3 separate regions of the Homo sapiens genome follow, and all the other regions are linked to region 1. A link is a loop called in an ENCODE intact Hi-C map of the cell type or tissue named here. Cell type or tissue: PC-9. All regions are shown on one strand.

What was found. Peaks named below come from ENCODE experiments on the same cell type or tissue, not always from the same donor. Only the 100,000 strongest peaks of a DNase experiment are listed, where the experiment ranks them.
Region 2: it touches region 1 in a loop (9-fold over the local background); 10 of 110 quality-filtered maps call a loop at or near these places.
Region 3: it touches region 1 in a loop (9-fold over the local background); 19 of 110 quality-filtered maps call a loop at or near these places.

What each region holds. Positions count from the first base shown.
Region 1 is chr15:58,329,360-58,334,359 of GRCh38, forward strand. No RefSeq gene overlaps it. Among named protein-coding and RNA genes, the nearest start is that of LIPC, 100 kb to the right of the region's middle. RefSeq lists enhancers at 2,515-3,714, 2,871-3,165. In PC-9, no CTCF peak of the experiment used is centred here; DNase peaks (open chromatin) are centred at 902, 1,462, 2,932, 3,842 and 1 weaker place; H3K4me3 peaks cover 2,380 bases; H3K27ac peaks cover 5,000 bases.
Region 2 is chr15:58,544,833-58,549,832 of GRCh38, forward strand. LIPC (lipase C, hepatic type) reads left to right here. Exons shown (of 9, transcript NM_000236.3): 5 at 910-1,143; 6 at 3,498-3,740. Among named protein-coding and RNA genes, the nearest start is that of LIPC-AS1, 49 kb to the left of the region's middle. RefSeq lists an enhancer at 3,678-4,316. In PC-9, no CTCF peak of the experiment used is centred here; DNase peaks (open chromatin) are centred at 2,029 and 2,679; H3K4me3 peaks cover 432 bases; H3K27ac peaks cover 2,620 bases.
Region 3 is chr15:58,747,925-58,752,924 of GRCh38, forward strand. It overlaps ADAM10 (ADAM metallopeptidase domain 10), which reads right to left and starts at 1,783. Exons shown (of 16, transcript NM_001110.4): 1 at 1,556-1,783. The coding sequence starts at 1,610. RefSeq lists enhancers at 916-1,551, 1,003-1,132, 2,223-2,402 and silencers at 1,243-1,532, 1,863-2,152. In PC-9, no CTCF peak of the experiment used is centred here; a DNase peak (open chromatin) is centred at 1,977; H3K4me3 peaks cover 3,105 bases; H3K27ac peaks cover 2,822 bases.

The DNA.
Region 1 (5,000 bases):
AAAACATTGAGCTCATAGAAGTAGAAAGTAGAACTGTGGTTCTCTGAGGGTAGGAAGAGTAGGAGGAAGGGGAAAATAGGGAAAGTTTGGTTAATGGACACAAAATTACAGATAGTTAGAAGGGTAAGTTCTGGTGTTCTACAGCACTGTAGGGTGACTGTAGTTAATAAAAATCTATGGTGTATTTTCAGATAGCTAGAAGAAAGAATTTTGAATGTTCCTAACACAAAAAAATGATAATCTTTGAGGTGATGGATATGCTAATTACTCTGATTTGATCAGTATACATTGTATATATGTACAAAATACTCCTGTGTCCCCAATAAATATGTACAATTATTACATGTCAATTTTATGTGTTTAATTAACTAATTAATTAATTAGCTTTAAAAATGAGGAAATGGAAGCTTTGAGAGGGTAAGCAACTTGCCCCAGATCACGCAAGTCGGGAAGGGGCAGGACCTGAAGTCTACCTTCAACCACTATCCTCCTTTTGCCAAAATAAAAAAAAAGACCGGAGAGGCCCCAGGGAACTGTAGCCTGAGCCTGGCCCTGAATGCCCATCCTGGCTCCTGGCCTACAGCTGCCTTCTCAGGCAAGTTCCCCTCTCTGACTGTGACCCAGTTTCTTAATCTGCAAAATGGAGAAAATGTGACGTCCCCTTCCTCGTGCACAAGGTTGGGATGAGGACCAGATGAATCACAGACATAGACATCTGTCAATTGTAAAATATTGTTTGATGGGCCTATAGTCTATGCACTTGTGTCTGAATGAGGAGAAGATACTCCCTGTGGTTGGCCCACGATGATATCAAAGGCAAAGGTCACAATCTTCCAATCAATCTAGCCCAACAACCCAGTTAATCAATTCTACCTCAGACGTACTTCCTTGTGTTTACCTTTCTCTGGGAACATCAGCCCAGCCTAGTTCCCAACCCCTGCCAGACCTGTTCTCCCCCAGCTGAGGCCACCAGATCTGTGCCTGCAGGCCAACCCCCTCCCTGCTGGGCTGGCCCTAACCGAATGCCCAGTGTGGGAAATTGAATCCTTATCCTGTTCCACCACTTTAGAACTAGAAACTGCCTTGTTCTTGGCAGAACTCCGCCTCATTGCCGGGACTGGGGTCTGGCCAGAGGCAGAAGCCTGAAATCTGATGCTGCTCCCCAGCTTTGGACTTCTGAGAATCATCCAGCCCCGAGAATTTCTGGCCACCGAACCCTGTCCACTGTCCTATCTGCAGCCTGAGGCTGACTACCTGCTTAGACAGTCCGCTTTTCTTAAAAGCACAAACCTACCTGCTCCTGTGTGCTGCTCCCCAGGCTACTCATCATCCAGCAGCCTTAGCTGGGCTCCCCCACCCCCTGTGTAACACCTGGACATCCACCAGTGCCTGCCCCCTCCAAAGCCTTTTTTTTTTTTTCTACATCCTTCTTTCATATGTACACATTTCCCAAGATTTCACACTGATGTAAATTCTCTTTTCCGGATATTCTGTCCTTTGGCAATCTCACCCACTTCTGGGGTTTCAAGTAGCAGCCTAGGAGGAAGAGGCCCATGAATATAAGGGTCATTTTCAAGTTAAAATCACCAGAGCCCAAGACTAATGGGCAGGAGAGGGAGGAGACAAGGTGGGAGTTGAGAAAAAAGCTGAGCCCCGAGGAAGCTGGCCCCTCCCCACAGCTGCTAAGAGAAAGACCCAGGCTCAGTCATCTCTGAATCCTCCCAGCCTTGGCTGCACTGCCACGTATAGATGGGTACAGAGTCTTTGCTGGATGAATGAGTGAATAAATGAATGGCTGCATAAACAAGTTGCTACTTACCTCTCTGGATCCTAGTGCATTTACTGAAGCTGTCCTCCCTCCTGAAGTGGGGCATACACGAGGCCAGGAGAAGGGGTTAAAGCCAACCAAGTCCAGGGAGAAACCCCTAGATTTCCTGCAGGATTTGCACAGGAACGTGTTGCAAGGTGTCTCCTCCGAGAATTCACTGAGTCCCTTCAGGAGACCCACAGAGCATAGAATGGGCCCCCAGACTTTGGAGCAGCACCCGGCTCCTACTGTCTCCCTAGGAGACCGTGGGTCCCACCAGCTTTTATTTTCTATTCAGCAACACTATTGCCTATGTTTATGGATAGGACTGTGTTGAGCAAGAGTTGACCTTTATTATCTTAATTCAATCTTCCCAAAGACCTTCTGAGATAGGTACTTTTATTTTCTTCATTTTACAGATAAGGAAATTGAGGTTTAACTATGATCCCATAGCTAATAAAAGTGACAGAACCGGGTTTTTTTCTTTTTACTGAAATGGTATTATTTCATCAGAATTTGCCCACATGCTCAACACTGCTGGAATGTGTTATTTTGAAATCTGACAATGAACTACAGAATGGTAAAAGCGGAAGAGCCTTTGAGACAAATTAGTCTAGCCCAGAGTAGGGAAGAAAAAGAGAGGGAGGCTCAGCCTGCAGGCTGCAAACCCTCCCCTCCCTGTTTGTCCTGCTCCTAAAATAAAACAGAACAAAAGACAGGAAAGTCACTAGATTAGAGAATTCAGCATCTCCCTCCTAATTCCCTGTGATGTGATAATTCTAAGACCCACTTCCTGGAGCAAGAAGAAGCTAAGATCCCTCAGCCTGGCTGATGTGGTTTTGAAAGTGGAAGAGGGCAGGAAGTGTTGTGGTCACTCCCACCCAGCTGTGGGCCTCTTCCCAGAGCCCTCCTCACCAGATGCTGCAAACTCAGACTGCAAATCCAGAAGCCTGCAGCCTTCCGGGGATTGGCTCCCTGCGAAGATAACCCTGTCCTTCAACAAACCCTCGCTTCCTATTTGCATTCCTAATTGGCATCTTCTATTGCTTTTCCTGGTGACTTCATTTTTCACTCTTGGCTAAAAATGGGTCTCTGATGATTTATTCTATCCTGGGTGTTGACAAGCTGAAGAAGTTGTGTGGGGCCTGCTGCCAGTAACCCTGGGTGACGAAGCGTGACTCACCACTCCGAGGTCAGTGGGGGGATGGAAGGCAGGGGAGTCAGCTGACAAGATCTGCTGCTTTGTCACCAGGCCTTCTGCCCTCTTCCATGAGGCAGCTACACTCTAGGAAATGTGAGACGCCCCAGAGCCCTGTGAAGGAGACAGGACAGGCAGCCCACAGGTCTGTCACATCTCAAGGCTGATTCTCTGTTTTGTTTCCCACCCCCAGTGCCAAATGCTAAGCTGCGTTTCAGAGACAGCTCTAAAAGGGAACAAGTACCCAGCCTTCCCTGAATCCCCCAGTCATATTTTCACATACACACAAAGGAGCCTTAGAGATCATTTAAATCAATCTTCTCATTTTCTGGAAAAGAATTTGAGGCCCAGAGAGGTCAAGCAACATGACCAAGGTCATAAAGTGAATTAGAGGTGGAACTGGGAATAGAACCTGGGTCTTCTGTCTCCCAGGCCCTCTGCACTGTCTACTCACCACACTATCAGGAGAATCAGACTTGTGCTGCTGAGTGAATGGGGCCAACTCTCTCCTCCATGAATGGAGGCAACAAGGGCAACCTTTAAGGAGAGATGACTGCTGGAATTTCAGCTCTGCCCTTTGTTCTTCTCTCAGAGGGGTTCTGTGTTTGGCAGACTGTCCCCCCTCTACCTGCAGGGATCCCTGCAGTCCTGGGGGATTGGGGTTAAGCTTTCTCTCTCCCAGAAAACATAGATCACTCTGAAGGCAGTTACAAACTGAGGATGATCCACAGATTATTTCTTGGCTAAGACAAGAGGAAGTTGTCTTAAATAAACCAGTATGAGAGTTTATTGCATTCCATCTGGGTGCTTGATGATCCCATGTCCCTTTTTCTCTCTGTTGACTTTCTAAGTAAACAATTTGTTAGCTCAGAGATGACTCAAATTCATAGAATCAGTAAATGAGAAAGGACTACAAAGTTCCCCTAGTCTGAACCCCCTACACTCAGCCAGTAACCACCTCTACAACATTTCTAGATTGACACTACCCTCAGCTTGAATGCTGAGAAGGATGAACAACTCTTCCTCCCTCAGTGATAGCCCCTTTTTTGCAGGATAGACCTAAGCAGTAGGCGTCAGCCATTCTGTGATGCCAGTTTTGCCCTTTAGGTCAAAATAAAGCAAGTATTTTCTCTTCTTTGCACCACAACTTGTGTCTTTGCTCATGACTTACAGGACAAGCTAAAACAGACAAAACCATTCTTGACCCTCAAAGGCTGAGTGTCCCACTGGTGGGCTAGACAGGGCTCTTACTCAGTTTTGTGTTACCACATGATTACCATGAGTCTTTACAAAACCCTTGCCCACCTCCCCTAGAGAAATTGAGTAAGGAAGAATGATGAGTGCCAAACCTGTCCATTTGCTTCTTGCCAGCAATTCCGGTGAAAGGTCTGACTGAGGAAGAGGCTGAACCCATCTGAGGTATTCTATAATTAGCGTCTTTCTTCCTCTCCCACTTACCATTAAGGTAGACCAGGATATTCATGAAAAATTCCTCATTTGCCATTTCATTCCTTTTGGAAACCACATGTGAATTTCATTCAGTTAAAAAAAGTCAATTCCTTACCCGACACCAGGTAGCATTCTAAAGGATATAACAGTGAATGAAACAGAGGAAGCCCTACCCTCATGAAGCTTATGTTTTAATAAGGAAGACTACCATCAACTAATAGTTAAACATTATAATATCGAGAACTTATATGTACTATGAAGGAAAACAAAGCAAGGAGAGGGCAAAAGGTGATGGAGCTGCTATTGGCGAAGGCAGGCCTAGGAGGAGACATCGATTGAGCAGAGACTGGAGTGGAGTGAAGGATTCCTCCTTGGAAATGTCTGCAGGAAGTGCTGTAAGAGGAAATAACTGCAAGAAAGCCCTGAATGTTGTGCGAACGGGATCAACTAGAATGAGTTTCAGACGACTTTTCATAGGTAGATATGATTTTCAAGCCAAATTTTTCTGATAGCTGAGAAAATTCAACATGGCATTACCTGCCTTTG
Region 2 (5,000 bases), 220 kb after region 1:
GCAGAGGAAGAAAGACAGGGAAAAAAAACTTGGAGCGCATAAATACTCCCCAACCACAGTCAGCCAGGAGGTGCCACCTTACTTCATGCACAGACATCTGTCACTTGAGGCCCAGAGCTTTGAGCTCCCCTACTTGCACACAACATTTTCACATACAGTGAAATGTCCCGCGGCTGTTCTGGACGTTCTAATGAAATGACATCTTAGGAGAAAAATCAGCTTGTTTAGGGAAATTATTGACAACATACAGGCAAATAAATTTCATTCTTTGATAGGTAGGTTGGAACTACTTATAATGAGCATATTGGCTTTTTTTGTATGCAAACAGATGGTCTTGAAAGTAGCTTGAGAGGTACTCAAAACTGATTTGCTCAAGTAAATCAAGCATTCCCTCATAACCTTATTCCTTTTTTTTTTTCTTTTTGAGACAGGATCTCCCTCTGTTGCCTAGACTGGGTCACAGTGGTGCAGTCATGATTCGCTGCTACCTCAAACTCCTGGGCTCAAGCAACCCTCCTGCCACAGCCTCCTGAGTGGCTGAAACTACAGGCACAGGCCACCACATCCACATAACTTTTGTATTCTTTTTTATTTTAGAGATGGGGTTTCACTATGCTGCCCAGGCCTCCTGGCCTCAGGCATCATAACCTTGTGTCTACCACTGGAGAGTTTCCGCAAACCTCTTTCCCCGCTAGCTAATGCCCAGCCTGTGTGTCATTGTTAGCACCATGAACTACTGTGGTTTTACTGAGAAAAGGTTACGGCGAGGTTTTCTAGGGAAGGATCAGCCCTACGTGTTTCTTCTTCCTGCTAGTTCACTGATGTATAATAATATCCAAAAGCTAAAAAGCACATCTCTCTTCCCCTCTCCTTGCTCCTGCGTAACCCTTACCCCTGCTTTCCCATTAGGGCTGGATGCCGCGGGACCTTTGTTTGAGGGAAGTGCCCCCAGCAATCGTCTTTCTCCAGATGATGCCAATTTTGTGGATGCCATTCATACCTTTACCCGGGAGCACATGGGCCTGAGCGTGGGCATCAAACAGCCCATAGGACACTATGACTTCTATCCCAACGGGGGCTCCTTCCAGCCTGGCTGCCACTTCCTAGAGCTCTACAGACATATTGCCCAGCACGGCTTCAATGGTGAGAATGAAGTCATGGGCCGGGAGCACCGGCCTACATTTCAATGGGGCCTCTGGAATTCAGCGGAATCTACCAACATACGGGACTCAGGGAAGAGTTCAGCAAGGATAGGGGCCCAGGGTGTATGGTCACCAAGCCCACCCAGAGAGAAGGAATGCTGGAGTGGGCAAGGGTGCCTGTCCCCCAGCAGGCCACTCCTGGCAACAGGCCAACGCCACGCCCTGAGGATGAACAGAGGGCACCAACAGGAACCTCCACTTCTCACTCCAGCCCCATGTGCCCAGGCAAACCCTCTCCCGGGGTACCAGCTCTTCTGAGAGTTGAGTCCGGATGCCTGTGGTTATTCTTCCTTCTCTGGAAGTTTCCTCGTTCCAGGGACCGCCTCTATTCTGAACCACATGAGGATCCACTTAATAGGTTGTGGCTTCTCGATGAAGGTCTCACTCTTCATCCCACCCCATCAGTTTAATTGAGGAAATTACTCAGACTGTCCCAATGGGAAATTCAGCTTCAAATATGTCCTTGTTATGCCCTTTACCTCAGGGCAGACACGGAATGTGCTGTTATCTGGGTTGTGATCCCACTTCTCTCTCAAGTCCTAAAACCGAAATATTAACATGCACATTGATAATATGCACAGGATTAAAGAACAAAAATGTCAGCAGAAGCAGCACATTCCACGGGCATTCCAAATTTCTTGCTATTATAAAATATCACCCTGATTAAGACATGCCAATCACTCCAAGCCAAGTAGAGCCCTCCACCCCTACAAGCCACCTCACCCTGATCATCCAACACTCAGCTGAGAACACACTCTCTTGTGATGACACCATCCTCGCCTCTCCAATATCAGAGTGACCTTCACACTCCGCATCATCTCATTTTGGCTGGACTCCCAGCCTTCCACCGCCCAGGCCTGAGAGAGCCTTCTGGGAACTTGCCCTTATCATTGCTTACATCCCTCCCACCTCCCCCACTCCAACACCTCCCCTCCAGCCACCAGCAGTTCCCAGCTGACCATCCAGCCCTCATCCCAAACTTCACCCCACCCAACAAAGCTCAGTACAGACCATCAGGATGGTGTATGGGCTTTATTTTCCTGGTAAACACATTTCTGACCAATCATTACCATTTGCTCTTTTGTGCTAAACTTCAAAGTGACGGAACCAAATGTAGGTATTCAGCTTGCCCAAGCTTGGGCTGGTTTTTCTCAGTCGTCTTCACCCCTGTGTTTGAAAGGGTTCCTGGGGTAGTTCTCCCAGCCACAGCTGCACAGGGGCTCACTGGATAACTGCAGATTCACCTTCACTACCTCCTGGGTGGATGAGCTTGGGTGAGTTAGTGGATGTCTTGGAAGCTCAGTTTTCTCGTCGAAAACAGCGGCCTCAAGGAGCTGCAGTGAAGATGCAGGCAGTGGAGGAGCGGAGGGCACGCAGCATACACAGCCTCCTAGTAGGTGCCCAAGGAATGCAGCCGCTAGCGTCCAAGGACTGCAGTGACTAATCTTGGCATTTAGCCTCCAGACAACTGGGGAAATAGCTTTTGGCAAAGTCACCTGTGCTGTCCCTTTACAGCAAGTGTTTCACATATCTTGTGGTGGTTCCTCAACATCCCTTGAGAATTATTTACCACAGATTAGGTTAAAATTTGGAGAGTTAAAAAAAAAAAAAAAAGGTCAAATCCTTAGTAGATCAACCTCATAAGCTTGTTTTGGGGGTGAGGCCTGTCCAGATCTGGTTACTGGGCAATGTCCTTCCAAATCCAATTCTTGTGCTGGTTTCACAGGCCTGTTACCTAAGGGATGCAATGGCTGCTTTGGGACACAAGGTAGACATTGTCGAGAGGCCTCAGCGTTCTCCAGACCATCAGAGTGCCACGGGATTGTCTCGTGTATCTAGTTATATTAAGAGAAGAGGAGTCCCACGCAAGCCTGTTCCAGAAAACCCACCCTCCAGGCATCAGCACCTGGGCATTTTAAATTATCTCATTTGAGATAGAAATATTTCTATAATAAATTACACTAACCTGCTCTCTTAATGAATTTGATCTTTCCTTAGTGACTTGGGTGCCTATTAAAATGCCTACTGTAACACGCTGTCATAAAGGAGTGCTCTCAGGATCCCGGCAGTGCCCGGGATTTTGCCTGACACTACATGACTCAGAGGGTCTACTTCCCTTAGTTTCAGTCAGTTGTCACATCCTGCTCTTGTCAAGGGGTCTGCCTTGACAAGCCCACCCTTGCCTGTTCTGTGTGCTACTGCTAACCTCCTGTGGGATGAGAACCAAGGTGATCCTCTGAGTTGAGGCTGCTTTGGGTTAAGGGGTGATAACGTCCTTCTTGCCCTGTGTTCCAGCCATCACCCAGACCATAAAATGCTCCCACGAGCGATCGGTGCACCTTTTCATCGACTCCTTGCTGCACGCCGGCACGCAGAGCATGGCCTACCCGTGTGGTGACATGAACAGCTTCAGCCAGGGCCTGTGCCTGAGCTGCAAGAAGGGCCGCTGCAACACGCTGGGCTACCACGTCCGCCAGGAGCCGCGGAGCAAGAGCAAGAGGCTCTTCCTCGTAACGCGAGCCCAGTCCCCCTTCAAAGGTGAGTGTGGAGCTGGGGAGCCTTCAGAAGGGCAGGATGCAGTCCCCTGTCCAAAGGGCTCAGAAGTCCCCTTGGCTTCTTTCCTGGAGGTGCTTCAGCTCTGCTGTTGCGGTGTTTCTGAAACTGTGCAGGCTCCAGACAGCAACGTTGACACAGCCTTTCTCCTGTCCCAAGAGTGTGGCCACCTTGCCGCCAAGGGCTAGGAGGAGAAACCTCGACCATTTCTGAAACGATCCTTGGGTTGGCCTCTCTGTCCATTTTCATGCTCCCCTAGAATGTTAGATCTGCAAGGCCACACGCAGTTTACCTGGGCCACCCGGATCTCACTGTACAGGGACGTCAGGCATCTCCAAACACATCCTAGAACCCAGTTCTTTCATCTCTGTTCACGGCCCCCATGAAAAAACTGGATTCTAGACTGCATTTCATTTCTTCTAAGATTTGAATCAGCTGATCTGATAGGACATGATATTCACCCTGAGGCACTCCCAAGACAAGATTCAGCTTCCAGTGTTTCCCAGCCAGATTTTTAACCACAGGGCAGAAAGTGGGCCCAGCAGCTCTCTGGATTGAATGGAAGATTGTAGAAAGGGCTGTGACCACGTCTTAGGCTGAGGCCAGCAGAGAAATACTCCACTGAAACCTAAATCCTCCTGGAGGGAACAAGCCGACATCTGTTGCCATTAACATTTCTGCCTAATCCCTAAAACAGCTCGGGAGTGCTTTAGCATCTCACTGTTTCATCGCACAGCCTCTCCAGTGCTGGGAGAAGAAATCTGATGTGCTGTTTGACTATTACCAGGCAGATATTTGTATCTGGAGAATGTAAACAGGCCGTCACCACCACTTTGCTTTTAGGGAGCATTTTACACAAAACATTCGATGCAGCCATCAGCTCCTTGTGGTTCTCCCAACAGCCAGGCGAGGATGGCAGGGCTGGTTATTATCCCATTCTAAAGAGGAGCAAAGCAAAACTCGCGTGGGGTGCCCACAGCTGTGCAGCTGTAAGGAGACCTGGAACAGGGCCACCTGACTCTCAGTCGTGAGTTCAAACTCCCAGGCAGCTTATTTTTGAGGCACAGGATTTCTCTGTGTATCGGAACTTTTGCTCTCCAGTCAGGTTTCCCTCCCTTGAGTCAAGCAGGTCTAGGAATGACAGAAATTTCTTGTGGGTGCGCACAGCATCTGAAGAGTAGTTGGTGTGAGGGCAGGATCTTTCGGGCCAAAGGGTCCCTCCACTGGCTGTCCCTTAGGGCTGGA
Region 3 (5,000 bases), 420 kb after region 1:
GAACAGTGTCTTAACTCCTGAATTTAATCACAAAAAGTGAAAAAAGATAGGAAAACGATTTGTTGAAAGCCACGTTTAGAACAGAAATAACAAATGTCAGATGAAAAAGGCTCCTCTAACAGAGAGTCTCCCGCACATAATCCTTTTTAAAACTAAACATCTATTATCAGCTCTTAATCTATAATGTGTGTCTTGCTTGATGAATTGGATTGAAAAAAATTAAATAAAACGTGTAACAAAAAAATGAACACTACAAACTATAACAGAAGTCTGCCTACGCAGTACCACCCTCGGACTCGGTAGAATACAGGACAGAAATACACTTGGTCCTGCAGTCATAAGTCAAAGTGGCAAAGAAAAAAACAGAAACAATACATTACATGAAATAGATATTTTCTAAATTATCAAAGGCTACAGACACTCATCCAAAGCATTCCTCAAATTTTTTCAATCGTTGCTTTTAGGCACACCTTGAGGTTTTTAAGTTTACTCTGGGGCAAGTCAAAAAGCTTACCTAAAATAAAGCACTTTAAGCAAGAATAAAATGATGCAGCTGGTCCTAGAACACACCGGAAATAAAAATCGTTGTCTTCAAAACCCGAAACAAGAAATGACATGCTTTTAGCAAATTTGACTTTCATGTGCAGGGGGGAGGGGGCACTGTTTTGACAATCCACTAACTACACTGTACATCTACTCCACCTGAAAGTTTAACGAAACTCTTCAAGTTGGGTCACCCAGGGACCGAACTTCTACTCTAAGAGACCCAATCCAGCCTACAAATCAAAGAACATCCCCAAATGGTTTACCCTTCTCCCGACCAAACCCTTTCCCCTGGGCGACAGAATGTTTTCAAGAACACCAACACACCCTCCTGTGATCTCTCTCCAAACACAGGACACAGGAAGAACCGAGGCCACTAGTCTCAGATAAGCGGGTGATGACTGCTGCCACTCCACGGGCGGCCCCTCTGCAGAATGGGGTCGGTCAGGACCGGCGCGCCGGGTAAAGAACAATACACGAGCCCAGCTGCAAACAACACAACTTCCCACGAGTCTGCGCGGCGGGTCTCGGCGGCGGAGAGGACTTCGGAATCCGCCACCGGGCAGGGGCTGGGGGAGGAATGGTGAGCAGGATGAGCGCTGAACGAGGACGGCGAGACCGCCAGCCTCGCTGCGGCTGCCTGCACCGGCGCCCGCCGAGCAGACTGGAGGGATGCAGCCACCAGCCTGGGTTCCACCGCTCTCACCAGGCGACGCGGATGCCCCGACTTCGCTTCTCTGGGAGGCGACCCCCGCCTCCCGGGGCCGCCAGGGCGGTGGGGGGCGGGGAAGGCCTCGCCGGAGGCTTGGGAGCCTCCTCGGCCCGCCACCGAAGGGAAAGCGGTCGGGGCGCGGGGGACAATAGGGAGCGGGGAGCGCGGCCCGCCAGAGTGGCGCCGCTGGCCGGCTGGGCTGACTGACGCGCACGCCGCGAGGCGCGACTGGGCTCCGCTCGGCCCGGCCGCCGCTCCGCCGTGGTCGCGGCGCCCCCGGCGCTCGCAGTCGTGCCTCACCTCCCATCCCCGCCGCCCAGGAGAGGAGCAGAATTAACACTCTCAGCAACACCATCTTCCGCTGCCGCTGCCGCCGCCGCCGCCTCCTCACGGGTTAACAGCAGCACATCGATCCGGAGGGAGAAGCTGAAGGGGCTTGGTCCGGAGCCTCCACGGGAAGCCGGGACCTCCCCTGGCAGGAGAAACGGCGAAGCACCTCCCTCTCGCTCCACTTCAGGGGCCGGCAACGCTCCTAGCTCCTCCAAAACAGGGACCTCCCTCCCCCTCGTTCGTTTCCTTCCTCCTTTCCCCGCTTTCCTTCCCTTGCTCGTTCCCTCTTCTCTCCCCCCCTCCTTCGAAACTCAGACCTCCGCCTCCTTCCTCACCACGTGACGCGCGGGCACCCAACTGGCACGCGGAGCCGCGCCCCTACCTCCCGCCCCTACCCGTCCCCCAGGCGCTTCAGGGGCGCGCGCATGCGCGCGGGGGACGGTTCCCGTGCTGCTAGGCCTGCCGCCGCTTCCTGTCCGCCGGCGGAGAGCTGGGATTGGGCTTGGGAGGCGGGGTTTGTCCTGGTCCCGCCCCGGGGCGGGAGCGCTCCTACGCGGAGATAGTGCTCCGCTACGTGTTAGAGCTGCTGAGGACCTTCCCTTGGGCTAAAATGGTCCGTGGAAGATGTAAGCAGGGCTGCTTTCGACTTCTTAACGTCACAAGTAACAGAGGTTTTTTTTCTTCTTTTTCTGCCTCTCTTGGTGCACCACAGCTACCAAGTAAACAAAAAGTCCCAACAAGCAGTAATTATAGCGGCAGCTGCCCCAGTGATGCGAACATAAATGCAAAGACCTTCAAGCAGCAGGAAAAAAAGACACCATGTCCGAGATGTAATTTTCCGAGCTCTTTACAAATTTATGTCACAGACTAAGGCTTTAGCCTTTGCAAAAGCATGCAACCTGAACCAGACTGTCTTGAATCTCCAGTCCAGAAAATGTCCTCTTTTCTCTCTGTCACATCTTTGAAGCGAATCCACGCACATCTTCTCCCCAACTTCTTAAAGCTTGTGTTTGTTTTCTCGTAACTCATTTTGATTCTTTAAACTTGGATGTCATGAACTAGAACTTTTTATGGCCATTTAATTAGATATTCTTCATCTATTTGGTATCGTGCTTGAGTAGGCCGAATTAGGGAGAGTGTGTGTGTGCGTGTGTGTGTGTGTGTATGTGTAAATTGTTTTGTTTTGCTTTCTAAAGACAAGGTCTCCGCTGTCTCGCCAGGCTGAAGTGCAGTGGTGTGATCATAGCTCACTGTAACCTCCAACTCAAGCCGAATTAGGGAGAGTGTGTGTGTGTGTGTGTGTGTGTAAATTGTTTTGTTTTGCTTTCTAAAGACAAGGTATCCGCTGTCTCGCCAGGCTGAAGTGCAGTGGTGTGATCATAGCTCACTGTAACCTCCAACTCAAGCGATCCTCCCGCCTCGGCCTCCCACAAGTGCTGGGATTACAGGCGTGAGCCACTGCGCTCGGCCTTAATGTTATTGATACTGTAATAAACTGGAATTCCTATACTGTTACCTGTATATTTTATACCATTTATTACCATTAACATAAGTGAAGAGAATTTTTTTTTTTTTGAGACGGAGTTTCGCTCTCGTTGCCCAGGCTGGGGTGCAATGGTGTGATCTCGACTCACCGCAACCTCTGCCTCCCAGGTTCAAGCGATTCTCCTGCCTCAGCCTCCCAAGTTGCTGAGATTACAGGCATGCACCACCACGCCCAGCAAATTTTTTGTATTTTTAATAGAGACGGGGTCTCACCATGTTGGTTAGGCTGGTCTCGAACTCCCAACCTCAGGTGATCCGCCCGCCAGCCTCCCAAAGTGCTGGGATTACAGGTGGGAGCCACCGAGCCTGGCCATAAGAGTCTTCTTTAATTCTCAGTTTGAGAAATGAATGATTCTAGTTTTGCTGCAACATTAATAGGCTCAAAAACGGACGTTTCAAAACCATCATAATTGTATCCATTTATAATGAGATACATGGAATCATCAAAGGATGGCAGAATCTCACGAATGGTTTTTTTTTCCTTCATTAAAATATTCAGTCTTAGGAAATAGTTACCTGCAGACATTACATCTCATATCACCTGTGCTTTTTACTAATCTCTTGTGGTAGTGCTGTCAACAAATGATATTTTTATTTTCCAGCTCTTAAACCACCTTATAGCATGTTTTCTGTTGCACAGTATTTTTATAATGAATTCCAGTGATTAGAGGCAAATGGCACTTTCCCTTAAAATTCAACTGGAAAAAACTCCAAAGCCATATTTTGCATTACTAAGATGATTACTGAAAATTACATTTATAAAGACTGTATTTTTTTTTTTAATTTTTAAAATGTATTTATTTTGGCCAGCCACGGGGCTCACAGCTGTAATCCCAGCACTTTGGGAGGCCAAGGTCCGCAGATCACTTGAGGTCAGGAGTTTGAGACCAGCCTGGCCGACATGGTGAAACTCCGTCTCTGCTAAAAATACAAAAATTAGCCAGGCGTGATGGCGGGCGCCTGTAGTCCCAGCTACTCGGGAGGCTGAGGCAGGAGAATGGCGTGAACCCGGGACGCAGAGCTTGCAGTGAGCCGAGGTCGCGCCACTGCACTCCAGCCTGAGCGACAGAGCTAGGAAAAAAAAAAAAGCCGGGCGTGGTGGCCTGTGCCTGTAATCCCAGCTATTCTGGAGGCTGAAGCAAGTAATCCCAGCTACTCAGGAGGCTAAGGCAGGAGAATCACTTGAACCTAGGAGGCGGAGGTTGCAGTGAGTCGAGATGGCGCCACTGCACTCCAGCCTGGGAGACAGGGCAAGACTCTGTCTCAAAAAAATTAATTAATTAATTAATTAAAAATAAAAATCAAATAGCCAGTGCAGTGGTATGCACTTGTAGTCCCAGGTACTCGGGAGGCCGAGATGGGAGGACTGTTTGAACCCTGGAGGTTGAGGTTGCATTGAGCTGTGATCACACCACTGCACTCCAGCCTGAGTAACACAGACAGACCTTGTCTCAAAAAAAAAGAAAAACTGTATTTTTTTTATTTGTCAAGCACGAATGGCATTACATACCAGCATGCACGAATGGCATTACATACCAGCATGATAATGAATGGTATTCCAGTGTTACAAGTTTGGGCTACTATTTTAACTTAATTCATTATTGATATTTTGCAAATGTATGGAAAACTGATGAAATATTAAAGTATAAGGTCTGCATCTACACTATCACAGACTGCCTGGGTTTCACTCCTAGCTCTGCCATCTATAAACCGTGTGACTTTTGCCAAGTTTTTTTGCCTTCTAACCTCAATATTTCTTTTCTTTTCTTTTCTTTTTTTTTTTTTTAGACAGGAACTCACTTTGTCACCCAGGCTGGGGTGCAGTGGTGCAACCACAGCTCACTGTAGCCTCAGCCTCCAGGGCTGAGGT